Regions from separate parts of the Homo sapiens genome. Here region 1 is linked to region 2. A link is a loop called in an ENCODE intact Hi-C map of the cell type or tissue named here. Cell type or tissue: OCI-LY7. All regions are shown on one strand. Each heading gives the region's core, and the rest is flanking DNA. Links, peaks and the distances in the headings are about the cores only. Region 1 holds the start of LOC124905107 (a long non-coding RNA gene). Region 2 overlaps SYN3 (synapsin III).

Region 1 (16,034 bases), core at 3,918-11,917, 110 kb before region 2:
TTTGCCATGTTGGCCAGGCTGGTCTCAAACTCCTGAACTCAAGTGATCCACCCACCTCCGTCTCCCAAAGTGCTGGGATTACAGGCATGAGCCACTGTGTCCGGTCGGCTTCTCACTTTTAGATTAGGCTTTGTGCTCATGATGAAGGTTTAGAAAAATGTAGCAACAAATTTATGGAATGTTGTTTATTTTCCCCTAACTTCAATTAATCTAAAATGTATTTAATGATATTGTTTTTCCTGGAGATTTTGAATCCAAGGATCTCGGTCTTTTATCTTTGAGATAAATGAGACTGGAAGTCACCAAACCGATAGCCTCTTGAACCCAAGGCAGGACAACACCTGGATATCCAGTGACTATTCTATTAGAAGCAAGGGAAACTTTGCACAATGTGTGGACTTCCCTGAAACTCTCATCCAACCCAGCCTTACTCAGCTACAGGCAGAGGGGCATCAAGTCCCATCCACTCCTGAGCCAACCTGGAAAGGAAATGACTTCTGCAGGCCTGTTCTACAGTGGGTAGTGTCTAAGATGAATCCTTCTACTACACCCATGTGCTCACTGAGAGCCAACCCAAGGATAATCTGTTATTTGCCCAGTTAATATGGTTCAATCCTGCTCTTCTCCTGGGGCTGTTTTCCTGCTAAAGTTTTTGCTGCCTTTCTTTCCTGGCTCTAAACCAGGCAGATGACCCAGCCCCAGCACTCTTTGATCACAAGTGGTAACTGCTTCACAGCCCCTACCATAAATCTGCCTCCACCTATGAATCTGACTCTTCACATATAAAAGAAATCTGGGTCCAGGAAGTTTCATTTTTTTCCACTGGATCTATGATTCAGGCTGATGATCACTCTACAATGATCAGTTTTCCAAGATTCTGAGCCTAGGAGAAGGATGACATTCCCAAACAAAAGGAGAAAAGGAGAGGGGCATTTTAAAGCAAAAGAAATAGACTTCTTACCTGGTGCACCAGGAGGCCCCACTTCTTCTGGGGGCCTGGGGTGTGCTGGAGGTCCAGCAACTTCTACATGCTCAATGACTGCCGTTATTAAGACAGGTATGACCACTATCCTAAAACATAGAATGTGGAAATAAAAAGGAGTTCTTGGCCGGGCGCTGTGGCTCACGCCTGTAATCCCAGCACTTTGGGAGGCCGAGGCGGGCGGATCACAAGCTCAGGAGATTGATATCATCCTAGCTAACACGGTGAAATCCCGTCTCTACTAAAAATACAAAAATTAGCCAGGCGTGGTGGCGGGCGCTTGTAGTCCCAGCTACTCGGGAGGCTGAGGCAGGAGAATGGCGTGAACCCGGGAGGCGGAGCTTGCAGTGAGCAGAGATTGCACCACTGCACTCAAGCCTGGGCGACAGAGCAAGACTCTGTCTCAAAAAAAAAAAAAAAAAAAAAGGGAGTTCTTTGTGAGTGCAGACTATGACATGGGTAGACTTACAGCCTGTACTGGCACAAGATCATTCATTGACTTTAGAAATAAATGCATCAAGTTTCAAATTTGGTTTGCTGGTTTACGGGGAAGTTAACTTTCCTGAACCTCTCTAGTTCCTTTGGTTCCTTCATCACAGCACTCATCCTAGTGTAGGACTGACTTAGTTGAAGGAGTGATTGTCTTTGATTTTCATTGTACTGCAAATTTTTGTATTTATTTAATCTCCCTGAACATGGTTTTTTCTTAAATATGCTTATTGAATTATTAAATGCTTTATGATCACTATGAAAAATAATATATTGAAGGCTTAAAGTGAGAAGTCATCTTTAACCCAGCACACATTCTCTTTATAAGTGCCCTGGCTCAGAAACAACAGATGCTGGAGAGAGAGGTTGTGGAAAAATAGGAATGCTTTTACACTGTTGGTGGGAGTGTAAATTAGTTCAACCATTGTGAAAGACAGTGTGGTGATTCCTCAAGGATCTAGAACTAGAAATACCATTTGACCCAGCAATCCCATTAGTGGGTATATACCCAAAGGATTATAAATCATTCTACGATAAAGACACATGCACACATATGTTTATTGCGGTACTATTCACAACAGCAAAGAGTTGGAACCAACCCAAATGCCCATCAATGATAGACTGGATTAAGAAAATGTGGCACATATACACCATGGAATACTATGCAGTCATTAAAAAGGATGAGTTCATGTCCCTTGCAGGGACATGGATAAAGCTGGAAACCATCATTCTCAGGAAACTGTCACAAGATCAGAAAACCAAAAACTGCATGTTCTCACTCATAAGTGGGAGTTGAACAATGAGAACACATGGACACAGGGAGGGGAACATCACACACTGGGGCCTGTCAGGGGCAGGGGACTAGGGGAGGGATAACATTAGGAGAAATACCTAATGTAGATGACGGGTTGATGGGTGCAGCAAACTACCATGGCACGTGTATACCTATGCAACAAAACTGCACGTTCTGCACATATACCCCAGAACTTAAAGTATTAAAAAAATAAAAATAAGTGCCCTGGCACAGGTAATTGTTTCTTCTTCCTACAGGACCCAGTAAATTTTCTCCATAATCTCCTGAAATATTTTTTTACTATATGAACAATCCCTTCTTCAACATCTTCCTCAAAGGAAAAACTGTTTCATCTCTCTCCAGGAAGAAATAAAGGAGGCCTAATTTCTTCAATGGCCTTAGTCTTTTAGAAATAAAAACCAATAGGGGAAATACCTTTAAAGAAGCTTCTGCTTCCTACCTTGCCCTAAATGTCCCAGGACACAATAACCAGAGCCTAAAAAAGAAAGTATAAGACGGGAAACAATAAATTATCGTCTTAAAAGTGTATGTTACATGCACGATAATAGATGAAGAATTTCGTTTTCCCAGGGCAGTCTGGAAGTGATGTGGTGAGAATCAAGGAGGAATAAAAGAAGCAAATGATTTGCTACTTGAGGAGGGTGGACACATCAAAGAAGGACCAAAGAATCTGTGGTTGCTGAAAGGCCAGAAAAAATCTTAGACAACCAGACTCCCTGTAATAAATTTTAATTTAAGTGCTGTGTGTTCTATCATACATGAGGAGTTATTAGGCTGATAAATCAAAAGTAAAAACTCTTTTGCTTCATAAAAACTTGAGCTTCCAAATTAAATTTTTAAGTACAAAAATACTAATAATGACTTTTAATTCAACATTATATTTAAATAGTTATGGAGGCCAGAAGCAGTGGCTCATGCCTGTAATTCCAGCACTTTGGGAAGCCTAGGTGGGAGAATTTCTTGAGCCCAGGAGTTCCAGACCAGCCTGGCAACATGGTGAAACCCCGTCTCTACAAAAAACACAAAAATTAGCGAGGCATGGTGGTGCACGCCTGTAGCCCCAGCCACTTGGGAGGCTGAGGGGGGAGGATCCCTTGCGCCAGAAAGGTCGAGGCTGCAATAAGCTGTGATTGTGCCACTGCAATCCAGCCTGGGTGACAGAGTGAGATCCTGTCTCAAAAAAATAAATAAATAAATAAGTAAATACACAAATAAATAGTTATGAAGGTTGATATGGTTTGGCTGTGTCTCCACCCAAATCTCATCTTTAGTTGTAACTCCAACAATTCCCATGTGTCATGGGAGGAACCTGGTGGAAGGTGATTGAATCATAGGGGTGGGTCTTTCCTGGGCTGTTCTCGTGATAGTGACTGAGTCTTATGAGATCTGATGGTTTTAAAAACGGGAGTTTTTCTGCACATCCATGTAAGATGTGACTTTCTCCTCCTTGCCTTCTGCCATGATTGTGAAGCCTCCCCAGTTATATGGAACCGTGAGTCCAATTAAGCCTCTTTCTTTTGTAAATTGCCTAGTCTCAGGTATGTCTTTATCAGCAGCATGAAAATGGACTAATACAGAGGTGATACGGTTTGGCTGTGTCTCCACCCAAATCTCATCTTGAATTGTAGCTCCCATAATTCCCATGTGTCATGGGAGGAACCCAGTGGGAGGTAATTGAATCTTGGGGGTGGGTCTTTCCCATACTTTTCTCGTGATAGTGATTACGTCTCACAGATCTGATGGTTTTATGAAGGACAGTTCCCTTGCACATGCTCTCTTGCCTGCCACCATTTAAGAGGTGTCTTTGCTTCTCCTTTGCCTTCGACCATGATTGTGAGGCCTCCCCAGCCATGTGGAACTGTGAGTCCATTAAACCCCTTTCCTTTATAAATGACTCAGTCTCGGGTATGTCTCTATTAGCAGCGTGAGAACAGACTAATACAGGAGGCTAGGGAGAGAATAGGCAATGAGACATGAGAGAACATCTGGGAATAGGGATAAAGGAAGGCAGAAAAGGGCCATTAAAAAAGGAAAAACAGTCAAACACAGAATCACAGTGGCACACTGAGAGAGAGAGAGAGAACAGACTCAGGGACAGAGAGGGATGGGGACAAAAGTAGAAACTTTGTAGGTTTTACACGGTTCCTTACCTTGGGCTATAATAGCAGGTTAAAAGAAGGGAAAGCAGTTCTGATATAAGAGATGTATTTAATTATTCTAGTCCTTAAACAGTACACCCACTTGCAAATCTCATAGGAAGGTCTCTTTCACTTTCCTGAAGCATCATGACTTACAGATGAAGTTTTTCGATAGTTACTTTTTTTTTTTTTTTTTTTTTTTTTTTTGAGACGGAGTCTTGCTCTGTCGCCCAGGCTGGAGTGCATTGGCGCGAGCTCTGCTCACTGCAAGCTCCGCCTCCCGGGTTCACGCCATTCTCCTGCCTCAGCCTCTCCGAGTAGCTGGGACTACAGGCGACTGCCACCACGCCCGGCTAATTTTTTGTATGTTCAGTAGAGACGGGGTTTCACCGTGGTCTCTATCTCCTGACCTCGTAATCTGCCTGCCTCGGCCTCCCAAAGTGCTGGGATTACAAGCGTGAGCCACCACACCTGGCCTCGATGGTTGCTTTCTCACCTGTCCCGTTCTTGTCTCACTTGCTGAGGGTCAAGGTGTTGAGGTGAATAGTTCAACACTTTGATTTCGCTGAGTATTTACTTTTCTGATCTCTCCTGACCTGGGGCTAGTGGCCTCATTATTGTTTAACTAGAAGGCAATTGGGCAAGTGGCATTTGTTTTTCTGAAACCGATTTGCACAGATAGCCTGGAGTATGCCCATTGCATGGCCTCTTAGCAAGTGGACTTAGAATTTTTAAAAGACATTATTATTATTAGACAGTGTCTTGCTCTGTCACCCAGGCTGGAGTGCAGTGGTGCAATCTCGGCTCACTGCAACCTCCTCCTCCTGGATTGAAGTGATTTTTGAGCCTCAGCCTCCCGAGTAGCTGGGACTACAGGAATGCACCACCATGCCTGCTAATTTTTTTTTTTTTTTTTTTTTTTTTTTTGAGACGGAATCTCACTCTTTCGCCCAGGCTGGAGTGCAGTGGCGCTGTCTCGGCTCACTGCAAGCTCTGCCTCCCGGGTTCACGCCATTTTCCTGCCTCAGCCTCCAGAGTAGCTGGGACTACAGGCGCCCACCACCACGCCCGGCTAATTTTTTGTATTTTTAGTAGAGACGGGGTTTCACCGTGTTAGCCAGTATGGTCTCGATCTCCTGACCTTGTGATCCGCCCGCCTTGGCCTCCCAAAGTGCTGGGATTACAGGCGTGAGCCACTGTACCTGGCCCTAAAATAGTTTTAGAATGAAATAGAAGTTGCAAAAATAATAGAGCTCACATACGCTTTTAACTTAACTTCCCACGATGATGATACGGTTCGGCTGTGTGTGTCCCCACCCAAAATCTTATCTTGAATTGTAATTCCCTTAATCCCCACGTGTCAAAGGTTGGACCAGGTGGAGGTAATTGGATCACGGGGGCCGTTTGCCCCATGCTGTTCTCGTGATAGCGAGTCTCATGAGATCTGACGGTTTTAAGTGTCTGGCACTTCCTCTGCCTGCACTCAATCCATCCTGCTGCCCTGTCAAGAAGGTGCCTGCTTCTCCTTTGCCTTCCACCATGATTGTAAGTTTCTTGAGGCCTCCCAGCCATGAAGAACTGTGAGTCAATTAAACCTCTTTCCTTTATAAATTACCCAGTCTCGGGCATTTCTTCATAGCAGTGTGAGAACGGACTAACACCGATGACTTTTATTTTTTTAATACGTGCGTATATATATATTTTTTATTATACTTTAAGTTTTAGGGTACATGTGCACAACGTGCTTTACATTACTCTAATACAGTGATCAAAACCGTGGGATTGACCTTGGTATAATAATAAGGTATAAAACCTTATTGCAATTTCACCAGTTTTCATATCCTTTTGTATTTTGCTTTTGTTTCTTTTTTTGAGTATTCTATGAAAATGCATCAGAGTATACATGCATGTAACCACAACTACAATTAAGATAAAAACCTGATTCTTCATCCCAAAGAAACTCCCTCATGCTACCCCTTTGTAATGTCACCTCTCCATCCCTAATTCCTTTCAATCTTTGATCTGTTTTCCATCACTAAATTTGATCATTTTCTTAGGTTACATAAATGGAATAATAGAATGTGTAGTGTTTTGAGGTTATGACTCACCAAATAGAAAATATCAATTAAAAGCAAGCAATTTTTAAATTTTTATTTTAATTTCCGGGGTACATGTGCAGGATATGCAGGCTTGCTACATAGGTAAACGTGTGCCATGGTGATTTGCTGCACCTATCAACCCATCAGCTAGTTATTAAGCCCAGCACACATTAGCTATTTTTCCTGATGTTCTCCCTCCCCTGACTCTCCCCATTGTTGTTCCCCTCTCTGTATCCATGTGTTCTCATTGTTCAGCTCCCACTTGTAAGTGAGAACATGTGGTGTTTGGTTTTCTGTTCCTGCACTAGTTTGCTGAGGTTAATGGCTTTCACCTCCATCCATGTCCCTGCAAAGCACATGATCTCATTCCTCTTTATGGCTGCATAGTATTCCATGGTGTATATGTACCGCACTTTCTTTTCTTTTCTTTTCTTTTTCTTTTTCTTTTTTTTTTTTTTTTTGTTTTTGAGACGAAGTCTCACTCTTGTCCCCCAGGCTGGAGTGCAATGGCATAATCTCGGCTCACTGCACCCTCCACTTCTGGGTTCAAGAGATTCTCCTGCCTCAGCCTCTTGAGTAGCTGGGATTACAGGTGCCTGCCACCATGCCTGGCTAATTTTTGTATTTTTAATAGAGACGTGGTTTCACCATGTTGGCCAGTCTGGTTTCGAACTCCTGACCTCAGGTGATCCGCCTGCCTCGGCCTCCCAAAGTGCTGGGATTACAGGCATGAGCCACTGCATCTGGCCTACCACATTTTCTTTATCCAGTCTATCACTGATGAGCATTTGGGTTGATTCTATGTCTTTGTTATTGTGAATAGTGCTACAAGGAACATACCCACGCATGTATCTTTATAATAAAATGATTTCTATTCCTTTGGGTATATACCCAGCAATGGGATTGCTGTGTCAAAGGGATTTCCTTGGCACATCTCCACACTGTCTTCCACAATGTTGAACTAATTTACATTCCCACCAGCAGTGTAAAAGCATTCCTATTTCTCTGCAGCCTCATCAAAGCTAGCAATTATTTTTAAAAGGAAAGAATAAAGAAAAATAATTTAAAAAAGGTTTTTCTCTGAACAGAACCTCAAACATCTGTGGAACATCATCAAGCATACTAATATATGTATGAGGGGAATCCTAGAAAGAGAAGAGAAAGAAAAGGGGTAGAAAGCACATGAAGAGAGAATGGACAAAATGTTCCAGATATGATGAACAACATTAACTTACAGTGCCAAGAAACTCAACAAATTTCAAGATAGATGTCTGAAATTCTATCTCCCAATATCTCACTCTATGACTCTAGGAAATTCATTTCATCATTTTCTTTCAGAAAGGGATATGTGGTCTGATTTCTCAGTCAGTCAATCATTTTTGCTATGTATTCAAGGTGTGACACTCCTGAAGTGGGTTTTATCATACCCTCCTTATTATTACCCATCCCAGTCCCTTGATCTCTTACCCCTCACTGTCTTCTCCACTATCCTAGAAATAGGAATGTTGTACTTTAAGTTTGTTTAGGGACAGGAATGATGTGGAACTTTAAAAGAGTTGAATATGAGAAAGAACTAGAGATGAAATATTTAAAGAAAAATAAGAGTTCATATTGCTTTCTGTTGTTTATGGTGCTTGAGTAAGTTTTTCTTTTCTTTTTCCTGAGGATTGAGCAAGACATGCCGCCTGGATGGTCAGAAGAGGTAATTTATGCATCATATTTAGTGCGTTTAACTCTGGACTTGAGTCATTGTCTTGTTCAGAATTCACTAGAGATTGAGTTATGTTCCCATTGAGACACACACTCTCACCTGACCACTTGTGCTTAGGAAGAGAAGGGAACGTTTTTCTTAATCCTGGGTTGCTCATTGTCTCACGGACACCTGGGGATTGGATATATAGGAGAAGGCAGCCCCACTGGAGCAGTGCTAGGGAGGGCTGGGCTGAAGAAAGCTGGGTCCTCCTCACTTGCTCCTATGCGTTCCGTTTGATCCAGCAACCACATGATGGGAAAAATCTGTTCTCTCAAATGGAACAAATCCCTCTGTTGTCTCTAGAGGGTGCTCAGAAACCACTGATCCAGACACAAGCAGCTTCAGGACCTAAAGTGAAGAACACTGAAGATCCCAGGAAGGAATAGTGCAAAGAAGGAGAAGAGAGAGCTATGAAATAACAGAATACAGAGCAAAATCCCCCTGCCTTTGGGGAAAGAATCAGCCATCATGGACTCTCTGGCTTGGGCCACAGTATTGCAACCAGCATTTGGCCTTCATCTTCCAATATCTTTGGGGACAGAATTTATCTGTGCATTCCACAGCATCAGGTGCCAGTGGGGTAGCAGTATATGAGAATGAAGCGAAGCAAATATAACTTCCATGAAGTGTGCATCAATTTTGTATGTCACTGTGTTCAAAGTGCTTTACCACACATTATGTCTTGCCCCATAGCAATGCAACAGAATAAATTAAATTTTACTACATACATTTTATAGATGTGAAAGTTGAGTTGCAGAGAAGGTGAACAGCCTGCCCACAAAGAACATAGCTTTTTGGTATTAGAACAGATTCCAAATCCATGATCTCTTCAATATACCACCTAGACCTTTTCTCAGGCTCTGGGGAAGTTCACAATTCAATTCAGCAAGCATTGATTTACATACACAAAGCAAAATAGCAATGCACGATACAAAATTTTTGAATGCAACATATAAAGGTTTATAAAATCAAAGAATTTCATGGCTAAATGTGACCTCAGTGGCCATTTAGTCCAAAACACAAATCAGAGAGTGACTCTTCATCATACGTTAGAAGGGGCCTCTCCAGCTTTGGTTTGAATGTCTTCAATCTCATGGAAACTCCTACTTCAGAAATATATCCTTCCACTGATAAACTGCTCTGTTCGAAAGATTTTCCTCATCTAACCCTAAGTGTGTTCCCTGAAACTTCCAGCCGTGTCCTAAATCCATCCTTTGCAGCCACATAAGCACATGACCATTCTTCATTTTATATAACAGCTCTTCATATATTGTGTGCCCATTAAGCAAACCCCAGCCCTAGGATTTCTTATCTCAAGGTTATAGAAATAATCCAAATTCCAGCCGGGCGCTGTGGCTCACGCCTGTAATCCCAGCACTTTGAGAGGCTGAGTCGGGTGGATTGTCGAAAGTCAGGAATTCGAGACCAGCCTCGCCAACACAGTGAAACCCCGTCTCTATTAAAAATACAAAAATTTGCCGAGTGTGGTGGCAGGTGCCTGTGGTCCTAGCTGCTCAGGAAGCTGAGGCACGAGAATCGCTTGAACCCAGGAAGCGGAAGTTACAGCAAGTCAAGATTGCACCACTGCACTCCAGCCTGGGTGACTAAATAAAATAAAATAAAAATGTATTTAAAAAAGAAATAGGCCTGGCACAGTGACTCACACCTGTAATCCCAGGACTTTGGGAGGCCAAGTCGAGTGGATCACGAGGTCAGGAGATCGAGATCATCTTGGCCAACATGGTGAAACTCCATCTCTATTAAAAATACAAAAATTAGCCGGACATGGTGACATGTGCCTATAGTCCCAGCTACTCAGGAGGCTGAAGTACGAGAATTGCTTGAACACAGGAGGCAGAGGTTGCAGTGAGCCGAGATCATGCCATTGCACTCCAGTCTGGGCAACAAGAGTGAAACTCTGTCTCAAAAAAAAAAAAAAAATTGAAAGCAGGATGTGTACTCGTCTTCACAGCCTCAATACAGTGCACGATACATATAGGATGCTCAATAAGTGTTCCCATTCCTCCTTGGTAGTAATCTTGTCAATTTTTTTCACATATGTGTACCCAGCACCTAACCAAATTCTGATTATAGTTCTCAAAAAATATTTGTTGAATGAATGCCTGTGTCAGTAACTCCACATGAGGTAGGAGGCAGGCGGGACTCATCTCCAGACCAGACTGAAGACTGGCAGAAACCAGGAAGGGGTCCTGAAAGCACCTCCAGTTGCTCTCGCTGCCCATCCCTATAAGACACTACCACAGTTTACCGACACGTGGAGATGCCTGAAGTTACTACCCTTTGCCACGGCAATACCCAGAGAGTTATCACCCATTTTCTAGCTATTTCTGAGTAGAACTGCCTCTTAATTAGCATGTCATTAGAAGTAGATATAAATATGACCGCAAACCACCCATATGTTGTTACTCAGTTCACTGCCTATGCGATAGCTTTGCTCCACAAGGAGCAGTCACAGAGACTTGACACTGCTGCCACTTCAGTAAAGCTGCTTTCTTTCATCACCAGCCTGCTCTTGAATTCTTTTTTTAAGTAGGGACAGGATCTTGCTATGTTGCCCAGGCTGGTCTCGAACTTCTGGGCTCAAGCAATCTTCCTGCCTGGGCTTCCCAAAGGGCTGGGATCACAGGTGTGAGCCACCACGCCCAGCCTTGCTCTTGAGTTCTTTCCTGAGCAAAGCCAAGAATCTGCCCTGCATCGGTGATGAGTCAGCCAGGAGTGAAGAGAGGATGGTGGTCAGTGATTGATGAGGCAATGGTGAGAGATAATGGTTGGTGAGATAGTGAGAGATGGCAAGAGACAGCAAGCAGTGAGAGAGACAGCAAGAGGCAATGATCAGTGAGACAGCGAGAGATGGTGAGGAAATTGGTCATCAAAACTGCAAGAGCAGTAACACTAAGACTGTAATACCAAAGAGCTGCTAACACTGCAGAGAGGTGTAACATCAACCAAAGGCTCTTTTCAGAGCCATCATTTTCCTTCCTCCCTTCCTTCCTTCCTTCCTTCCTTCCTTCTTTCCTTTCTTTGTCTCTTTGTCTCTTTCTCCCTTTCTGTCTTTCTTTTCTTTTGAGATGGAGTCTTGTTCTGGTGCCTAGTCTGGAGTGCAGTGGTGCGATCTTGGCTCACTGCAACCTGCAACCTCCGCCTCCTGGATTCTCCTGCCTCAAGTGATTCTCCTGCCTCAGCCGCTCGAGTAGCTGATATTACAGGCACCCACCACCATGCCTGGCTAATTTTTGTATTTTTAGCAGATATGGGGTTCCACCATGTTGGACAGGCTAGTCTAGAGCTCCTGACCTCAAGTGATCCGCCCCCTTATGGCCTCCCAAAGTGTTGGGGTTACAGACGTGAGCCATCGTGCCTGGCCAGAGCCGTCATTTATCCTGGCAGGCAGTGGAGCCAAGAGGACAGGCAAGTGGCCAGAGCACCGCCTGATGTGGGACCTACCAGGTTGCTGATCTCCACACTTGTTCCCCTCTAGCAGCCAAGCCCACCCAAGCTGGGGGTCACCTAGGCAGGCCTTCACCCAGTTCCACAAGCCTGGCTGGCACCATTTTGGCTCCTGCAGACAGTTGTCTCCATTGCCAAGTAGGTTCTGTGGTGAATCCGAGCTTCCAAGGTCTCCCCTTGAGAAATGCTGTTCACCCCTTCCCTTCCTCCCTTCTGTGTTTACTTTCTGTTTAGCCCCTCTCTGCCCAAACTAAGATGCTTTCATTGCTCTCTGTAGAATTCACTCTCGTCATTCTACTACCCATTCATAGCTCATAATTGGCTTTTGTAATGCTTTGCTACCTATACTTACACCTTCTTTGCAAAAAGTGAAAATTTGAAAGGAAAATGTGACTAAGCTTTTGCTAGACTTAGACTAACTACAAAACTCCTGTAGAAATCCTTACTAGACATGGGGACAGCAGTGAGCATCCCATAGGCCTTGCCACCGGGATGTCTTTTAGGCAAGTGGAGGAAATTCAAATCTGATGATTTAAAGAGGAAAAAAACCTCATTTTCCATGGCAACACTGAGTCGAATACAAATTGGGGAATCAACAAATTTGGCCTAGAAATGGCTCTTTATGTTATAATGCTATTTTACAATTAGATTTATTCTGTAAAAAGAAAGGAAAATGGGGAGAAGTTCCTTATGTGCAGGCTTTATGGCCCTCTACCAAGATCCTGACCTAAGAGATAGCTGTAAAATGTGTCTGGCTCATAACACCTCTGGCACCAAGAAGCTACCCCAGATATCCTGGATTACCCCTTCCTAGCTGCTCCAGCTAGAACGCCTACAAGCCCGCCTTGGAGATTCCTCAGTCCTTCAGTTCTAAGAAGGTTCCCACCAGTTCTCTAGCACAGGATTCCACTCCAAGGTCATCAAGAACTTCTCCCCCTTATCCAACAGATCCCAGCCTATGCCCCCTGCTGCCCAAGGAAGCAAGCCCAACCAGTACCACCAGCAGTAGGGTCCCGTATCAGCCCCTCAAATCAAACCTGTGTCCGTATCAGCAGGTAGTTGACAGAGATGGTGGAAAAATCAGAATATATGTACCTTTTCCATGTCCAATTTGGCTTTATGCAAGAAAATGTGGCCAGTTTTCAGAGGATCCAGGGAAGTTTGTACAGGAGTTTGTTAAATTGGCCATGTCCTTTGATTTAAGGTGGCATGACATGCCAATATCATTATCCACTTGTTTTGCCATAGAAAAAAACAAAACAGGCTGGGCACGGTGGCTCAGGCCTGTAATCCCAGCAATTTTGGAGGCCAAGGCGGATGGATCACCTGAGGTCAGGAGTTCAAGACCAGCCTGACCAACATGGAGAAACCCCGTCTCTACTAAAAACACAATAATTATCTGGGCATGGTGATAGGCACCTGTAATCCCAGCTATTCAGGAGGCTGAAGCAGGAGAATCGCTTGAACCCGGGAGGCAGAGGTTGCAGTGAACCGAGATAGCGCCATTGCACTCCAGCCTGGGCGACAAGAGTGAAACTCAGTCTCAAAAAAAAAAAAAAAAGAAAAAGAAAAGAAAAGAAAAAAAGACTCTAGATACTGCCCACGAACATGCAGATGGAGTGGCTACTCGTAACCAAGGCCATACCATTTACTGTGTGGAGGGGGGTGAGGCAGTTCCAGATCAATTCCTAAGATCTTGAATGCAGAAATCACATACTAACTCATTTAATAGAAGGCATGAAAAAGTATGTGGTCAAGCCAGTTAATTATGACAAGATTAGAGAAATAACTCAGGGGAAAGATTAAAATCCTCTGACAGAAACACAATCCAGATCCTTAATTTTCTGGGAAAACAAGGTGATATGGTTTGACTGTGTCCCCAGCCAAATCTCATCTTGAATTGTAGCTCCCATAATTCCCACGTGTCATGGGAAGGACCTGGTGGGAAGTAATTGAACCATGGGGGTGGGTCTTTCCCATGCTGTTTTCATGATAATGAATAAGTCTTATGAGATCTGATGGTTTTATAAAGGGGAGTTCCCCTACACAAGCTCTCTTGCCTGCTGCCATGTAAGACATGACTTTGCTTCTCATTTGCCTTCTGCCATGAGTGAGGCCTCCCCAGCCATGTGGAACCGTGAGTTCATTAAACCTCTTTTCTTTATAAATTACCCAGTCTCAGGTATGTCTTTATATCTCACACATTAGCAGTGTAAGAACAGACTAATACAGAAGGGTACTGGGTATCTCCCCACAAGGCCCAAATTTCTGCCCAAAGGGTGAAGTATCTGAGATGTGTGTTTATTCCTGGGACAAAAACCTTAGCCCAGGAATAGAAAGAGACCATTCTGGCACTCCAGCCCACTCAGACTAAGAAACAGTTAAGTGCCTTTTTGGGAATGGCCAGATTCTGCCATATTTGTATTCCCAGGTTTGGGATCATATCAAAACCACTCTATAAAGCTCTAAAAGAGTGTGATCACAAGCCTTTGAATTGGGACAGAACCTCACAACAGGCATTCTTAACCCTAAAAGAAATGCTGGGAACATGTCCCAAACCTTTCACTCTCTATGTGACTAAAAACAAAGGACATCTTTGGGTGTTCTAGCTCAAAGGCTCAAGAATAATCCTAAACCAGTGGCTTACTTTTCTAAACAGCTAGGCCAGTTGGCAGCTGGGTGGCCAGGATGCTTTTGAGCTGTGCCCACCACTGCTCTGTTGGGGGAAAAAAACAAAAGGCAGTAAATTTACCTTGGAACAACAATTAGATGTCATTATCCTTCCCCCAACCAAATACAGGGGGTCCTAGAGGCAAAAGGACATCAATGGCTAACAGGTAGTCAGTTGTTTAAATATCAGGCCCTTCTGCTTGACACCACAGATGTTACCTTAAACTATGTCAGGTTTTAAACCTGCTACTCTGTTGCCAGACTTCACATCCCAAAAAGCAGATCCCCAGCTCATTTATTCCTCTGTGGAAACCACAGATCAGACCTATTCTAGCAGGTCTGACCTCAAAGATGAGCCCCTGCATAACCCTGGTATTGAGCGGTTTACAGGCAGGAGCAGCTTTATTCATGAGGGAGTAAGAAAGGCAGGCTGTGGTTGGGCATGGTGGATCAAGCCTGTAAGCCCAGCACTTTGGGAGGCTCAGGCAGGCAGATCACCTGAGGTCAGGAGTTTGAGACCAGCCTGGCCAACACGGTGAAACCCTGTCTCTACTAAAAATACAAAAATTAGCTGCACGTGGTGGCAGGAGCCTGTAATCTCAGCTACTCTGGAGGCTGAGGCAGCTATTCTGAATCACTTGAACCCAGGAGGTGGAGGCTGCAGTGAATCGAGATCATGCCAGTGCATCATGCCGCTGCACCCCAGCCTGGGTGACAGAATGAGACTCCATCTCAAAGAAAGAAAGAAAGAAGGAAAGAAAGGAAGGAAGGAGAGAAAGAAAGAAAGAAAGAGAGAGAGAGAGAAGGAAGGAAGGAGAGAGAGAGAAAGAAAGAAAGAAGGAAAGAAAGAAAGAAAGAAAGAAAGAAAGAAAGAAAGAAAGAAAGAAAGAAAAAGAAAGAAAAGAAAGAAAAAGAAAGAAAGAAAGAAAAGGCAGTTTATGATGTGGTTATCCAGCAAGAAGTCATGGTAGCCAAAGACTTACTTTTCCAGATTTCCACTCAAAAAGCAGAATTAATTACTCTAATTAGGGTCCTCCAATTGAGAAAAGACTTAAGAGTGTATATATACATATATATAGACTTAAGAGAGTGTGTGTATGTATATATATTTACTCTTAGGTATATAAAAAATATACTTTTTTTTACTGCAAGAGTCAATATATTTACTAATTTCAAATATGGGTTCCTGGTACACCATGCTCATGTGGCCATATGAAGAAAAAAGGAGACTATTAACAGCCAAGGTATCCCCCATATAACATCTCTCTGAGATCTTGGAATTTTTAGCTGCTGTTCAGCTCCTAAAGGAGACAGCAGTTATCTACTGCAAGGGACATCAAAAGGAGACACCTCGATTATCAGAGAAAATGCTCTGGCAGACAGGGCAGCCAAGGCCACAACTGAAAAAAATACCAGCATTACAGGTCACTGCATTAATACCAGGCACTCCACACGTGTCAGTGGCACCCTACAATACCCTTGAAAAAATTAAGTGGGCAGAACAGAAAGGCTTACAAAAAGACCCCTCAGGGTGGTTGCCAGAAAGCAACAAACTCTTTCTCCCTGGAGCTAAGCAGTTGAAAATAATGAAATATTTCCATGACTCTTCACATTTGGGACA
Region 2 (16,034 bases), core at 3,613-11,612:
CAGAGCCAGAGAGCCTGGGTTTGAATGACAGCTCTGACACTTACTAGTTGTGTCATTTTGGGCTTCAATGTCCACATCTGTAAGGGAGAGTAATACCAGCACACCTACCTCCTAAGGCTGGAGGGAGGATGGCATGAGTTCAGGGTCAGAGCAGTGCCTGACAGAGCTGTAATTATTGTATACAAGTTGAGTGACCATAAGTAAGTTATTTATCATTTTTAGGGTTGGGCATGGTGGCTCACACCTGTAATCCCAGCGCTTTGGGAGGTTGAGGTGGGAGGATTTCTTGAGGCCAGGAGTTCCAGACCAGCCTGGGCAACATAGCAAGGCCTTGTCTCTACAAAAATAAAAATAAACATTAAAAAAGTTGGAGGTGGTGGCCTGTACTTGTAGTCTTGACTACTTGGTAGGCTAAGGCAGGAGGATTGCTTAAGCCAAGGAGTTTGAGGTTAGAGTGAGCTAAGATTGTACCACTGCACTCCAGCCGGGGCAACAAAGTGAGACCCCGTCTCTTAAAAAAAAAAAAAAAAAGTCATCTTTGGACCTCAGTGTCCTCATCAGTAAAATGAGGTGATAGCACTTCCTGACTTCCTGGCCAGGGTTGTCGTGAGAGTTGGGGATCATCTAGGGACTGTCTGAGCAGTGCCTGATTCTTTTTTTTTTTTGAGACAGAGTCTCGCTCTGTCACCCAGGCTGTAGTGCTGTGGCGGGATCTTGGCTCACTGCAAGCTCTGCCTCCCGGGTTTACACCATTCTCCTGCCTCAGCCTCCCGAGTAGCTGGGACTACAGGCGCCCGCCACCACGCCCGGCTAGTTTTTTGTATTTTTAGTAGAGACGGGGTTTCACTGTCTTAGCCAGGATGGTCTCGATCTCCTGACCTCGTGATCCACCCGCCTTGGCCTCCCAAAGTGCTGGGATTACAGGCGTGAGCCACCGTGCTGGCCACAGTGCCTGATTCTTAAAAGAGGCTCAGTTAATGGTAGCAACCCCACCACCACCACCACCACCACCATCACCACCACCACCACCACCACCACCACCACCACCACCACCACCACCATCATGGTTCTTATTATACTTCCTAGTGGGCTGTGCCAGCCCCTCCTTGCTGCTTAATCCCTTCCTCTGCCCAGCAAGCGTCATGGATCATCCAGCCTGGAGACTGGAAATTACAGGCTATAAATCTGGGCCGTGGTTGCCCTGGAAAGATGATCTGCCTTTTGCAGGGCAGCAGCAATTCAAATGCTTTGCTGGCTGTGCGGGCAGCTGCATCCTCAGCCTTCCCCTAAGTCACATGAAAGGCCAGCAGCACGGCCTTCTCTGAAGCTGGTGCGCATTAGCATTCCCCACAGATGGCTTCGGGGCTAGGCGCTGAGGAGGAAGGAGCTGTGATAAATCCAGGGAAATCCTGAGGCTGTCCCACTCTCTGCTCCCTCCACTTATGTGGAATTGGATTTCCACTTGTGCTCCTCACTGATGATGAGACTGGAGCCAGTGTGCTGGAGGGGAAAGGGCAGGCTGTGGAAACCACGGGCTGGGATTCCTCTCTGCTCTGTCCTTGTCTGCTTCTGATCTGGTATGTGTCCCGGGAAGGCAACATTCTGTAATTAAAACTGGACCCAGGACCTAGACTGCCTGGGTTTGAATCCCAGCTCCACCACTGAACTAGACACACAGCCTTGGGGAAGGCACTTCATCTCCCTGTGCCTCAGCCTTCACGTCTGTTAGATGCAAAGAGTGTTGATAAGCGTTTGTATTTGTACAACTCATAAGGTTGTTATGAGGATGAAATGAACCAACGTTCAATAAAACTCACCTCTCTTTGCTCAGCTCTTTGTCTCTTCACTGATGAAATGAAGTTGTTGAACTGGATCCTCTGAAGATTCTAGTTGAGAATTTTCGGCACAACAATGTGTGAAGTGAGCTCTGCTTTTGCCACTGACCTACTATTTGATCTTGGATGAGGAACTTAACCCCTGTGAAGTTTTCTTTCTCTCTCTCTCTTTCTTTCTTTCTCTTTCTTTCTTTTCTTTCTTTTTCTTTCTTTTCTTTCTCTCTCTCTCTCTGTCTGTCTGTCTGTCTTTCCTTCTTTCTCTCTTTCTTTCTTTTTTCAGAGTCTCACTCTGTCGCCCAGGCTGGAGTGCAGTGGTGTAATCTCGGCTCACTGCAAACTCTACCTCCTGGGTTCAAGTGATTCTCATGCCTCAGCCTCTGGAGTAGCTGCAATTACAGACGTGAGCCACCATGCCCGGCTAATTTTTGTATTTTTAGCAGAGATGGGGTTTCACCATGTTGGCCAGGCTGGTCTCAAACTCTTGACCTCAGGCGATCTGCCTGCTTCTGACTCCCAAAGTGCTGGGATTACAGGCGTGAGTCACCGTGCCCGGCCTGAAGTTTTCATTTTGTTTGTTTAAAGGAAATGATAATACCTACATGACAGATTCTAGTTAATACCTGAATTAGAATATATACGTCATATATATATATGTAGATAGATATATATCAGAGTGTTTTGCACTTTATAGGTCCTCAGTAAATGACAGCAATGAATTTGACATTGGAAACACTATAGAGGGAAGTTCTATATTGAGTAAGAAATCACATCAACTCTCAAGTCTGTTTCAGATTCAAATTTAGTTCCTGAAAAAGCAGCTCTGATTTAATGGAGAAATGGAAGATACAGAACCAAGAAGGAGGAAAATAAAGAAGGGAGGCAGGAGGGAAGAAGGAAAGAAAATAAAGAAGGGAAGAAAGACGGAGTTCCCAAGAACGAGCCTCTGGTGAAGTGCCCTTTTCTAATGGGATAAAAACAGAAAAGATGGAGTTTGTGCAGTATACAGTCGCCACGTTTTCTCAACAACATCAGGATACCAATGCTTTCTGGGTTTTCTTTGTCAGGGATTGAGGGAGCATTTTCAGCTCTGATTCTGGAAATGGCTAGGGTGTGGGTTCCCAACCAGGTCGATGGGCATGGCAGCCATAGCTCTGGGAACTAGGAGTTGGGGAGTTGGTCCTCCCAGGGGCAACAGGACCAGTCAAGGAGTGAGATTCAAGGCAGAGCCTAGACACTGGGACTCACCGGATTACTGGGAACTGGCTTCATAGAGAGCCCAACTGGTCAAAGGAAAATGAGGAACCCAGGCTAAGGTCAGCCCTTGGTTCAGTCAGATACTGTATTTTTCAGGTAATAGGGTGTAGTATTTTGACCTGAAGATAATGCAACAGCCCAGGGTACCATTGGACATCAAGCTCTGAGTCTGACTGGCAAAAAAGGTGATCTGGAGCACTCCAGGAGCCTTAGTCCTGGTGGCTGGTTTTGGAAAAGTGAGTTGATCATCAACCCTTTCAGACAGGGCCACAGAGAGTATCAATCAGAATTTTCCCAGAAAATGGAGAAAACCTCCATTTATTCTGTTATTAACTAAGGGCCTACAAGGGGCTATGGGTTCAAAGCTGAAATACAGATACACCGTCAGCAAGCCTGAGATCTGAACCAATGTTCACTATCAAGAGTTACTGTAATAAACAACACAGACCCCCAATGGCATGAATGAAAGGGATTTGTTTTGCTCATGTGCCTTCAGGTTGGCTAGGAGTTCACTCTTCTTGGCTGGGCTCTAAGATGCAGCCATCTAGTTGGCTCTAAGGTGCAGCTTGAGTCCAGGTCTCCTCTCACTTGCTCCTTGGATTCGTGGGACAGCCAGGACATGCTTTTCTCATGGCAGTGACAGAGGTGCAAGAGGGCAAGTAGAAACATGGGACGTCTCTTTGGCTCATGGTTCAAAACTGGTCACTATCAAGGCTCCCCTGATTAATCAAAACTGGTCACATGATGGGGCCTGGTGCAGTCACATGACTACCCAAAGTCAGTGGGCAGGAGAGTCACTCAGCTTCTACTGGGAGAACTGAAAACTCACTTGGCAAACTGTAGACCTTGGGGGCTGATGAAGAATTGTGGCTAATAATTCAAACTGTAAATTGCCCTCCCCAACATAAGCATATTTATTTATAAATCATGAATACTGAGAAAGTTGCAGATACCAGGATGAAATCTTTTTTTTTTTTTTTTCCAGACGGAGTGTTGCTCTGTCACCCAGGTTGTCACCCAGTGGTGCGATCTCAGCTCACTGCAGCCTCGGCATCCCAGGTTCAAGCGATTCTCCTGCCTCAGCCTCCTGAGTAGCTGGGATTACAGGCACCTGCCACCATGCCCAGCTAATTTTTGTATTTTTAGTAGAGACCAGCTTTCTTTTTTTTTTTTTTTTTTTTTGAGACGGAGTCTTGCACTGTCACCCTGGAGTGCAGTGGCGCAACCTCCACCTCCTGGGTTCAAGCGATTCTTCTGCCTCAGCCTCCCAAGTAGCTGGGACTACAGGCATGCACCACCATGCCTGGCTAATTTTTGTATTTTTAGTAGAGACGGGGTTTTACCATATTGGCCAGGCTGGTCTCGAACTCCTGACCTCATGACCACCCGTCTCGGCCTCCCAAAGTGCTGGGATTACAGGCGTGAGCCACCATGCCTGGCAGTAGAGACCAGGTTTCACCATGCTAGCCAGGCTGGTCTTGAACTCCTGACCTAGTGATCCACCCACCTCAGCCTCCCAAAGTGTTGGGATTACAGGCATGAGCCACTGTGCCCACCAAAATAATTTTTGTCAGACTCAGACAAAATGGGGCCAGAAAGGAGAGGAGACTCATACTTACCTGTCTGAGATGAGAACTGTTTTCAAGGACTTTCTAAAATCACTTTCACGTCCTTCACGCATCTCCTGCTTTGATAAATCACTCGACATTCTTTAGGACTGCAGTAATTCAGATAAGATGTTCTCGGAAGAACACTTGCCCAGTAACGGCATCTCCCCCAACGAACTAACAACAGCCTCTGGAACCAATGAACTGTCTTTCTAAGCAGCTTATGTAAATCTCTCATTGCTATAAAAGCTCCCCTTTATCCTTCCCTCATTGAGTGCACTGGTGGCTTGTCATTTCATGCATTCCGGATTATAATCTTTATTGTATTCCAGGACAAACCCAACATAGCTAGAGAGACTTTTCTCTAGTGTCTTTTAAGATTGACAATACTTTACTAATATATTGTGTCCATAAAATGTACATGCCAAAAAGAAATTTAAGGGTGAGATCAAAGATTGGAATGAAAGTGCTAACCATTTTTCCCTGTACTCCAATGTACCATCTTGGAAATCCCTAGGGGACAAGTGTCCCATTTTGGAGATCAAGACCAGCTGCAGTGAATCATTTGGGTCATTTAGAGAGCTTGATCACATGCAGATTCCAGGCTACTACTTTTCCAGCTTGTGGAATCAGAGCCTCTGGAGAGGAAGCCTGGGAATTTGTATTGGTGAGAAAGTTCCCCAGATGATATGGGCGCATATTAGAGTTTGATGCTTACATTAAAAAAGCCATAGGTCTGTGATGGAAAGAAGCTCAAGAGTGGCCTCTAAGAACACTGGAATTGCACTCCACCATACCCAGTCTGGAGGGTGCTGGTGGGTGGTCAGGAAAGCCATTCTGAATGATTGATACAGAGTTGAGTTCTGAGAAACAACAAGACCTAGTCATGCCACAAAAGAGAAGGAGGCTGTGCCCGGCAGACATTGCTGCCCGTGGAAAGAGCTGTCATTGAGAGAGTGCCTTCCTTGCTCAGGGAACGTATGGTATCCTGAGTGTCCACACTCAGGAGAGGATCTAGCCCAGAGAGGCCAGCGTTCTAGATGATCACCAAGGTGGACACCTCTCCAGCTTCAGTTTGGAACCAAAAAGTCCAGAAATAATATTGTGAGATAGACTAGAATACATATATGATTGATTTTAGAGTAGGTGAGTATTGCTAAAAATCATTGAAATTTATTTTGAAGGGTTCATCTGGAGCAACAATCACAGAGGGGCCCAGGTGACACTTGAGCTCCAGACCTCACCTTATCAAGGGCTTCCATTTGGATTCTGTTTGTTTGAGACAGCGTCGCACTGTGACCCAGAGTGTTTAGAATCATGCAGATTGTGCAGAGACACAATCATGACTCACTGCAGCCTCAACCTCCCAGGCTCAAGCAATCCTCCCACCTCAGCCTCCTGAGTTGCTGCGACCACAGGCATGTGTCACCACCCATGGCAAAGTTTTTGATTTTTTTGTGGAGACTGTGTATTAGTCCATTCTCATGCTGCCAATAAAGATATACTTGAAACTGTGTAATTTATAAAGGAAAGGGGTTTAATGAACTTCCAGTTCCACATGGCTGGGGAGGCCTCACAATCGTGGTGGAAGGTCAAGGAAGAGCAAAGGCATGTCTTTCATAGCAGCAGGCAAGAAAGTGTGTGCAAGGGAACTCCCCTTTTATAAAACCATCATGTCTCATGAGACTTATTCACTACCACAAGAACAGCATGGGAAAGACCTGCCCCCATGATTCAGTTACCTCCCACTGGGTCCCTCCCATGACACATGGGGATTTTCACAGTTCAAGTAAGATTTGGGTCGGGACACGGAGCCAAACCGTATCAGGCAGGGTCTCCCTGCGTTTCCCAAGCTGGTCTCAAACTCCTGGACTCAAGCAATCCTCCTGCCTTGGCCTCTCAAAATGGTGGGATTACAGGCATGAACCACCATGCCTGGCCACTTAGATTTTTGACATGACCTTCAGATGAGGGTCCTGATAAGCTAGAGGCAATCCAGCATGATTATTAGATAATTCAAAGCTTGGGCCCCAGTCCTGGCTAGTGCTGCCTGTAGGGCTCTATAAATTCTGTTCGTAAATAAATCCTGTGAATATTTTTTGGAAAATTCAGTTATTGTTACCTTATAATCTTAGGAAGTTAAATGCTTTAATTTGCTAAAGGTAAGTGTTCATTTACATGAAAATTTTTTGGGACCTTGTTTTGGCATTTCTGTATTTGAATATATTTCAGTTTGTGGGAGTGGTTGCAAATAAATGGAAGAATCTCGTCTCCTCTCTTGACTTCGAGGAGACCCTCTCCCACAAAATTTCCTGACACCCTGGGGTGTTCTCCAACCAGAGGAGGGAGTTGTTTGTGCTCACTCACCTACAAATCCTGTTTCCAAAGCCCAAATTCTTCTTGTCTGGGGACCCACGGTGTCCCACTCACGAGAACAATGATGCTACCCACAGGAGATCAAGGCCTGTGTGGGTGGATTTGAACTCATCAAAGACAGTGCATGTTTTCCTGTTGATGTGGCTGGAAAAGAGCTTTGGGGTCAAAAGGGCCAGCAGGTCTGTGTGTGAGAAAGGAGCAGGATGGAGCTGCTTCCTCAGCAGGTGCATGTTGGACCTGCTCTTCAGGAAGTTAAGCATCTTTTAGCTTTGCAGCTGGAGTGACACAGTCTACGGAGTTCTCAGCCTGTCCCTAGACTTCACTGCCTATGCTCATTAATACATTGCTAAAGCCCAGGTTATGTTGTCTCCATGAATTTTAAAATTTTCTGCTTGTGCAGAGGGGATTTTAGCATTTCAGGATTAATTACCTAAATACTGATTCCTAATAGGGAAGGAAAAAAATTGTTTTAGCCCTCATCGAGTGGAGAATTTATAAGCCGTGTTGTGTTTACATGGGGGACAGGGAGAATCAGTCAGTCCTTTGCATTATTCCAATTTTCGTTCAACTTAGGTTTATGTGTCAGGCACTGTGACAGCTGCTTTCTTTTGTATAATCACAGATTTAATCTTCCCAAACAACAAGTGAAGATAGTTTAACTTCATCCTTGTTGTTTTAAACAGGTTTACTTAACAAATATATATTGAACCTCTACTATGTGCTAGGCACTGTTTCTAGGTGCTTAGAGTACATCAGTGGACAAGTCAGACGATGGTCTCTCTCCCTGGGGAGCTTACATTCTATGAAAGGGAACAGAAAATGAAGAATAAGCAAAAAAAAAAAAAAAATAAGTTACAGTATATAGTTTATAGAAGATGGTGCATGCTATGGAAAAAAAGAACAAGTAGGATCCAAAGTACCAGACAGTGGCAGTCAGAGGGGAGGCTTCACTGAGAATGTGACATTTCAGCAGGACCTGAGGGAGAGGTGGGTGGGCCACGCATGTGTCTGTAGACAGAGAGTTCCAGATGAAGGAACAGACAGTGCAAAGGCAACTAATGCACAGGAAGTTCAATCACTGGAATTCATCTTCTTTCTTTGTTATCTAAGAAATGTGCCAGGCCTTGAATATTTCTTATCTAATGTACCATTGTAGGAGAGCCAGGTGTTAGGCTGTGAAACACTACGTCATCAAGATTAAAAAGCAATTGTATGGGGGGTGATGGAACTCTTCCATATCTTGGTAGTGGTGGTTCCCTGAATGTGCTAAAACTCATAGAACTATACACCCCCAAAGTCTATTTTATTCTATGTTAACTTAAAAAATAAACATTTGGAAAAGCACTTTAGTGCACTTGATTTTGGTCTGCTCAAAGACCTGTGAAGTAGGAAGGGCAGGGTATTGGTATCCCCACTTTGCAGATGAAGAACCCGTGACTTAGATGTCACTGAGCTGCAAGAGGCAGAGGTGGGGCTCAAAGTCAGATCCATGCCAAAGCTCATTCTCATGTAAATACTGCACCTGCCGTGTTGCCTTCCAAACTAACCACACTGTCAGACTTTCTGGCAATGGGAAACACATTGTCTAAAAAAAAATCGGAATAATAATAGCAGCTGACACAGATTGTTTACCATGTGCCAAGCACTGTTTTAGATACTTGGCATATGTTAAGTTGCAGGAACTCTATGAGGTAGGTACTATTATACCCATTTTGCAGATAAGAAAACTGAGGCACAGAGAGGCTAAGTAATTTTCTCGAGGCTTTGTAGGTGGTAGATAGCAAAATTGGGATTGGAACCCAAGCAACCTGGTCCCAGGATCCATGAACTTAACCTTCAAGCTTACTGCCTCTGTCTACCTGTGTCCAGCACCAGAGTGCTGAGGCCATTGTAGTCCTTAGCCTGGGTTTGGGAGGGGGCTTGCACTTGAAGAGTCCCTTTTATATAGGATTTGTTTTCAAAGTGGTATAGGTTGGCCTTTTGTATGACCCAATCTTGCAAAAGAAATTTCTCCCCTTTTGCTTGTCATGGTGCCCAAAGTATCATCAATAGAGTCACCTCAGTGAATCTTAAAGACTGAGCAAAAAGATTGCTTTCAGGCCTTATACCTTATACCATTGGAAGAATCATTTTAATAGCGTGATTGTATTGAGGTGCTGGTACTCTGGGCTGGGCATCTGGCCTGTCCTCCTCTTCAGACACCCTCTCTTATTCTTAAATACCCCATCTCCTATGTCCTGAGGCTTCTCTGAATTAGAGGCTCCAATGACAAGGTCCTGCCAAGAGATCTGATCTTAGGGGTGAGGTATTGAGAAGAAGAAGAAGTGAGGAAGATGGGTTTTGAAAGAGGTACAGGATCCAGAAATAAACCTCACCACTTTCTCCATTTTCCTAGGATTGGGTCTATGTGAACAAACACGTTTCCATGGTTAACTATTCAACTGAATACTTCTCCTCTGGAGGAATTAAATCTGAAGGTGTTTGGTTAAATGCTTTGGGGCCTCTATGTGACTGTGGGGCCTCTGTGTTCAGAGTCTCTAAGCATTAATGACTCTCAGGGATGGTTGAAGTCAGGAATAACAATTCTGCATCCTGATGATATTGTAAAGATACCACTACTAAAAACGATGTTTCATTACTATTATTTGTATAATCATTCATTATTTCAAAAGCACGTCTGTGCATTCTTTCATTTGATCTTCCCAGTAGCTTCATGTGGATTGCTAAGAATAAGCAATGGGGCTGGGCGTGGTGGCTCATGCCTACAATCCAAGCACTTGAACTCAGGAGTTGAAGACCAGCCTGAGAAACATGGTGAAACCCCTCCTCTACAAAAAATACAAACATTAGCTGGGGGTGGTGGCACGTGCCTGTAGTCCCAGCTACTTGTGGGGCTGAGGCGGGAGGATGCAGTGAGCCAAGATCGCGCCACTGCACTCCAGCCTAGACCCAGTCTCAAAAACAAAAGCAAAACCAAAAACAAACAACAACAAGAAAATCAACTGTAATAAATAAATAACAGCAGGAGCTAGTACATGTAGTGCCTGACATGTCAGGCCTTGCACTGTGTCACATCAGTTATCTCATTCAGTGTTCATATCAATTTGTAAAGTAGCCGTTATTTTTTATTCCTGTTTTACAGATGAGGAAACTGAGGCACGGAGGTTGAATAAGCCACCCCAACTCTCATAGATATTACATGAGTAAGTGGCAGAGCTGGGATTGGAACCAGAGTCTGTCTGCCTTTGAAACCTGTGCTCCCAGTTACAGGTTTCATGGCCTCTCTAGGTATCCAGGCAGTGAAGGAAAAGGGGAATAAGATGCAGTATTCCGGGCAGAGGGAAAAGTATATACAAAGGATATGGACTTTTGGAAGAGCATGACTCATTAGAAGAGTTTCATCCTGCATGGCCAAAGTAGCAAGGAAAACCTTGAAGAAGATGGCAATGATTAAGGTATTTCTGGGTTACAGTGTGTCCTTTATCCTAGGGATATGTGGAAAGTCACGAGGGGGCTTCCTCTGGTTAGGGTTGTAGTTTGGAAAGCTCTCTCTGCTCTGTGGAAAGTTGACTGAATGACTGAGCTTAGAGGGAGGGAGCTGATTAGGAGCCTGTTGTAATAGGCAAGGGGAGAGAGCTTTAGCAGCACGTGAACCAAGTCTATGGTAGGAATGATGGAGAGGAGGGGATGATGCTGAAGATGTTAGTGGAGACAGAGTTGACAGGACTTGGAGATTGAGTGGCTGAAACTCACCAGGGTTAAGGAGGAGCAAAGTGTGAGACTTAGGTTCAGGTCTCAGTGAGTGGATGGGTCACAGGGTTCCGGAAGTGGGGAACCCAGGTGCATAAACTCATCTGAGGGTGAGCAAGGAAAGAAGTTTGGGGTGTCAATGAGTCACCCAAGCAGACATGTCCACTCTCCTGTCCAGGCTGATCAGTGGCTCATCTCTTCTCAAAGTAGCTGTTGCCGCTGTGGGGCAGCTCTCATTCCTCCTGCTTTGATGCAAAACGTATCCTTATGATTTTCACCTTACTTCTGGTTCTGGCTTCACCATCAAGTATGGAAAGTCTTTCATCCTTTATTTAACCTTTCCCAGTGAAGTTTTTCTTCATGCCACAGCCTCCAAGAAGTAAGCTTGCAAACTTGCCTTATAAAGTCTCTTTTTCTGTCTGGTCTGGTCACTCCTGCCCTCTAGTGGTTAGTGCTAGGGCAGCATGGGGCTGGGTACCCACGGGGCCTACTGGGTTCTATCCCAGCCCGTCTTCCCTGCCTTCCTGTCTTTTCCTAGGCTTTCACCAGAATCCCTCTCATCCGCACCTTGTCTTGCCATCAGATTAAGTTTGGCATTGGAGCGATATCCTGTGTCCTGTCCTAATGATTCAAGAGGAAAAGACCTTGAAAATTACATAATCCAGCTCCCCACTTTCACATCTGTGGACCAAAATGACTACAACGGCCTTCTAACCTGTCTGGCTCCTTTCATAGACACATCCTCTAGGTCTATTTCTACACAGTGGCCAGGTAGACCAGATATCCCTCTTGTCTCTAACCCTCCAATGGCTTACTTTCACAATTGGCTTCAAATCAAAATTGATTTCAACATGGCCCTTCATGATCTGACCCCTCTCTGCTTTTCTAAACATTCTCTTACAAGAATCTTGTTCTAACTTCCTGATGGAGCTGGCCATCCCTCTGTTCTTCAAATGTGCCTTGCTTTTTCCTACCTTAGTGCCTTTGCTTATACACTTCTCTCTCCCCATCCTTTATGTTTCAGCCTAAAGATCACTCCTGAAAGAAGTGAAATTGTCTCTGTTTGCTGATGACATGATCTTAAATATAGAAAATCCTAAAGATTCTACAAAAAAAAAAAAACCTGTTAGAACCGATAAACAAATTCAGTGAAGTTGCAGGGTACGAAATCAACACGCAAAAATCAGTAGCATTTTTTTATACTAACAACAAACTAACTGCTAAGGAACTTAAGAAATCAATTTCATTCACAATAGCACCAAAAAATGAAATGCTTAGGAGTAAATTTAACCAAGGAGGTGAAAGACCTTCTTACTGGAAACTATAAAACATTGGTGAAAGAAATTGTAAGTGACACAAATAAATGGAAAGGTATCCCGTGTTCACGGATTGGAAGAATGATATGTCCGTACTAACCAAAATGATCTGCAGATTCAATGCAATCCCTATCAACATTCCAATGTTATTTTTCATGGAAATAAAAAAATCCTAAAATTTGTATAGAACCACAAAAGAATCTGAATAGTCAAAGCAATTTTGAGACAAAAGAAGAAAGCTAGAGGCACTTGAAATCTATTACAAAGCTATAGTAATCAAAACATGGTACTGACAAATACACAATGACCGATAGAACAGCAAAGAGATCCCAGAAATAAACCCACACACTTACAATCAATTGAAATTTGACAAAGGTGACAAGAACACACAATGGAGACAAGACAGTCTCTTCATAAGTGATGTTGGGAAAATTGGATATCCGTAGGCAGAGGAGTGAAGTTGGACCCTTATCTCACATCATACAAAAAAACACCTCAAAATAGATTAAAGACTTAAATATAAGACCTGAAACTATAAAACTACTAAAAGAAAACAAAGGGGGAAAATTCCATGACATTGGTCTGGGCAATTATTTCTTGGACATTGTCCAAGTGTCTCCAAAAGCACAGGCAGCAAAAGCAAAAATAAACAAATGGAATTGCATCAAACTAAAAAGCTTCTGCAGAGCAAAGAAGCAATGAATAAAGATGCAACCCAGAGATTGGGAGAAAATATTTGCAAACCATACATCTGATAAGGGGCTAATATCCAAAATATATAAGGAATTCAAACAACTCTATAACAAGAAAATAAATAATCCAATCAAAAAATGGGCAAGTAAACCAAATAGACATTTCTCAAAAGAAGACATACAAGTGGCTAACAGATATATGAAAAAAATGCTCATTATTACTAATCATCAGGGAAATGCAAATTAAAACCATAATGAGATCTCACCTCACACCTGTTAGAATGGCTATTATCAGAAAGATGTCAGATACAAGTGTTGGAGCGAGTGTAAAGAAAAGGGAAAACTTGTGCACCATGAGTGGGAATGTAAATTTTTTGTCTTTATGATAAAATAATAGAATGACATTATTTATTTCCTTTTATCAAAGAAGCTAATTGATACACAACAGGTGACTTGGTTTCAGGCCCAAAGGTAGCAGCAGCAACATTAATAATGGAAATAATTGAATAGTTATGTATGTAATGCCTGTCACCAGAAGGCTATTTCAAGTTCAGCAGGAATGACTCCATACATATTATTATTTCTATAACTACATTTAAGTCATTACCAGGAACTGCTTTGTTTTGTAGTGAACCTTGAATATGTGCTGTTAATGTACCAAACTGGGGAAAAAAATAAGGGATTCCTTTCAAAAGTTAAGAGAAACAAGTGTGTAAGAAATTATTTTGTGGCTGGGCGCGGTGGCTCACGCCTGTAATCCCAGCACTTTGGGAGGCCGAGGCGAGTGGATCACCTGAGGTCAGGAGTTCAAGACCAGTCTGGCCAAAATGGTGAAACCCCGTCTCAACTAAAAATACAAAAAAAATTAGCTGGGCGTGGTGGCGGGCGCCTGTAATCCCAGCTACTTTGGGAGGCTGAGGCAGGAGAATCACTTCAACGTAGGAGGTGGTGGTTGCAGTGAGCCGAGATGGTGCCATTGCACTACAGCCTGGGCAACAAGAGTGTAACTGTCTTAAAAAAAAAAAAAAAGAAAAGAAAATTTGCCTATTAAATGTTCAGTATGTGGCATTCTCTTGTCAGTAAAATGGAAAAATAAGCTAAAAATAATTGGCTAAGTCCTATTAAGTTACAAGATTAAGTGTATTATATTTTCATTCAAAATTCGGTGCTCATTAATTTATAATCGGTAGTATAGCTAAATTGCTATCTTTGTATAAAAACTGAGCATAAAGTTGCTGATAAATCTCTCAGTATGAACAGAAGTTGAAACCTATTTAGTTCAGTAGGGCAGCTCAGGGATTTTTTTACACAACATGTACATCTTCCCATTTTAAGTTAGAATTATTTTACAATAGCTGGTGTACAGAAACAGCTGGCACTGGTTGTCAGCTAAATTAAAGTAGTAAGGATCAACTAGTTTTTGTTGATATCTGAATAACAGCGTTGTTTCATAGCTTTGTATTTCCTAAAGAAATATAAGGCTTCTAGCTCTTTCATTACAAATTCGCCCTGTACAGTAAGTTCTTTGATCTTCTCTGGATTCTTCACGTCTTTGTTTTTAAGGAAAATGTTGTTCAAACGCCGTTTAAAATAGTCTGCTCCTTTTGGATAGTCTCGTCCAAGATACAGTAGTTTTTTTTTTTTTTTTTTTTTTGAGACGGAGTCTCACTCTGTCGCCCAGGCTGGAGTGCTGTGGCGCCATCTCGGCTCACTGCAACCTCCGCCCCCCGGGTTCACTCCATTCTCCTGCCTCAGCCTCCCCAGTAACTGGGACTACAGGCGCCCGCCACCACGCCCGGCTAATTTTTTTGTACTTTTAGTAGAGACGGGGTTTCATCAAGATACAGCAGATTTTTATAAAGATTTAGTACTTATCCTCTTAAAGAATTGGCCATTTTCATTTATCATGTAAATTATCCACTTTTATGCATAACATACTTTGCCTCCAGACCCCAGGATCCCGGAAACGGAACAAAACTCCCCGGCGGCGGCACTCAAGCACCTTCCACTCACGCACTTTCCGGCACGCCGGAGCCGTAAAAGCCTCGACCGCTTCTACGACTCTTGTCCTTCGACTGCGAAGCTGGCTTTTTTGAGACAGAGTTTTGCTGTTGTTGCCCAGGCTTGAGTGCAATGGCGCGATTTCGGCTCACCGCAACTCCCGCCTCCCGGGTTCAAGCGATTCTCCTGCCTCAGCCCCCCGAGTAGCTGGTGCTACAGGCACCTGCCACCACGCCTGGCTAATATTATATTTTTAGTAGAGACGGGGTTTCTCCATGTTGGTCAGGCTGGTCTCCAACTCTGGACCTCAGGTGATCCGACCACCTCGGCCTCCTAAAGTGCTGGGATTACAGGCGTGAGCCACCCTGTCCGGCGGGAATGTAAATTAATACGGCCATTATGGAAAACGGCATGGAGGTTCCTCAGAAAACTAAAAATAGAACTACCATATGATCCAGCAGGCTCACTTCTGGGTATGTATCCAAATATATTGAAATCAATTTATCAGAGCTATCTGCACTCCCAGGTTCATTGCAGCATTATACCCAGTAGCTAAGATATGGAACTAACCTAGGTGCCCATCATCAGAGGAATGGATAAAGTAAATGTGGTATATATACACACGATGGAATACCATTCAGCCTTAAAAGGAGGGGGAAGCTAGGACCCATTGGCTTATGCATGTAATCGCAGCACTTTGGGATTCTAAGCAGGAGAATTGCTTGAGGCCGGGAGCTCGAGACCAGCCTAGGCAACATAGTGAGAGCCCCGCCCCCTAATTTTTTTTTTTTTTTTTTTTTAACTAGCTGGGCATCTTAGTACACGTCTGTAGTCCCAGCTACTCTGGAGGCCGAGGTGGGAGAGTCACTTAAGCCTGGGAGGTTGAGGCTGCAGTGAGCTATGATCACACCACTGCACTCCAGCCTGGGCAACAGAGTGAGACCCCATCTCAGACCAAAAAAAAAGGAGGGGAAAATTCTGCTATTTGCTACAACATGGATGAACTTGAAGAACATTATGCTAAGTGAGATAAGCCAGGGACAGAAAGACAAATACCACATGATCTCACTTGTAAGTGGCATCTAAAACCATTGAACTCATAGAATTTGAGAGTAGAATGTGGTTGCCTAAGGCTGGAGAGGGGGCTGAATGGGGAAAGCGGACATGTCGGTCAGAGAGTACAAAGTTTCAGTTATGAGAGAT

The links. Hi-C counts contacts between places; a loop is a spot of excess contacts. Peaks named below come from ENCODE experiments on the same cell type or tissue, not always from the same donor. Only the 100,000 strongest peaks of a DNase experiment are listed, where the experiment ranks them.
Region 1: it touches region 2 in a loop (2.9-fold over the local background); 10 of 110 quality-filtered maps call a loop at or near these places.

The regions. Positions count from the first base shown.
Region 1 is chr22:33,119,630-33,135,663 of GRCh38, reverse strand. LOC124905107 (a long non-coding RNA gene) reads right to left here and starts at 1,107. Exons shown (of 2, transcript XR_007068072.1): 1 at 962-1,107. It also overlaps a transcript of LARGE1 not described here. In OCI-LY7, for the core only: a CTCF peak has its summit at 8,568 (motif pointing right); no DNase peak of the experiment used is centred there.
Region 2 is chr22:33,013,671-33,029,704 of GRCh38, reverse strand. All of the region lies in intron 1 of SYN3 (synapsin III), which reads left to right. It also overlaps the pseudogene ETFRF1P1. Among named protein-coding and RNA genes, the nearest start is that of SYN3, 37 kb to the left of the region's middle. In OCI-LY7, for the core only: CTCF peaks have their summits at 11,065 and 11,274 (motif pointing left); DNase peaks (open chromatin) are centred at 7,304 and 11,244.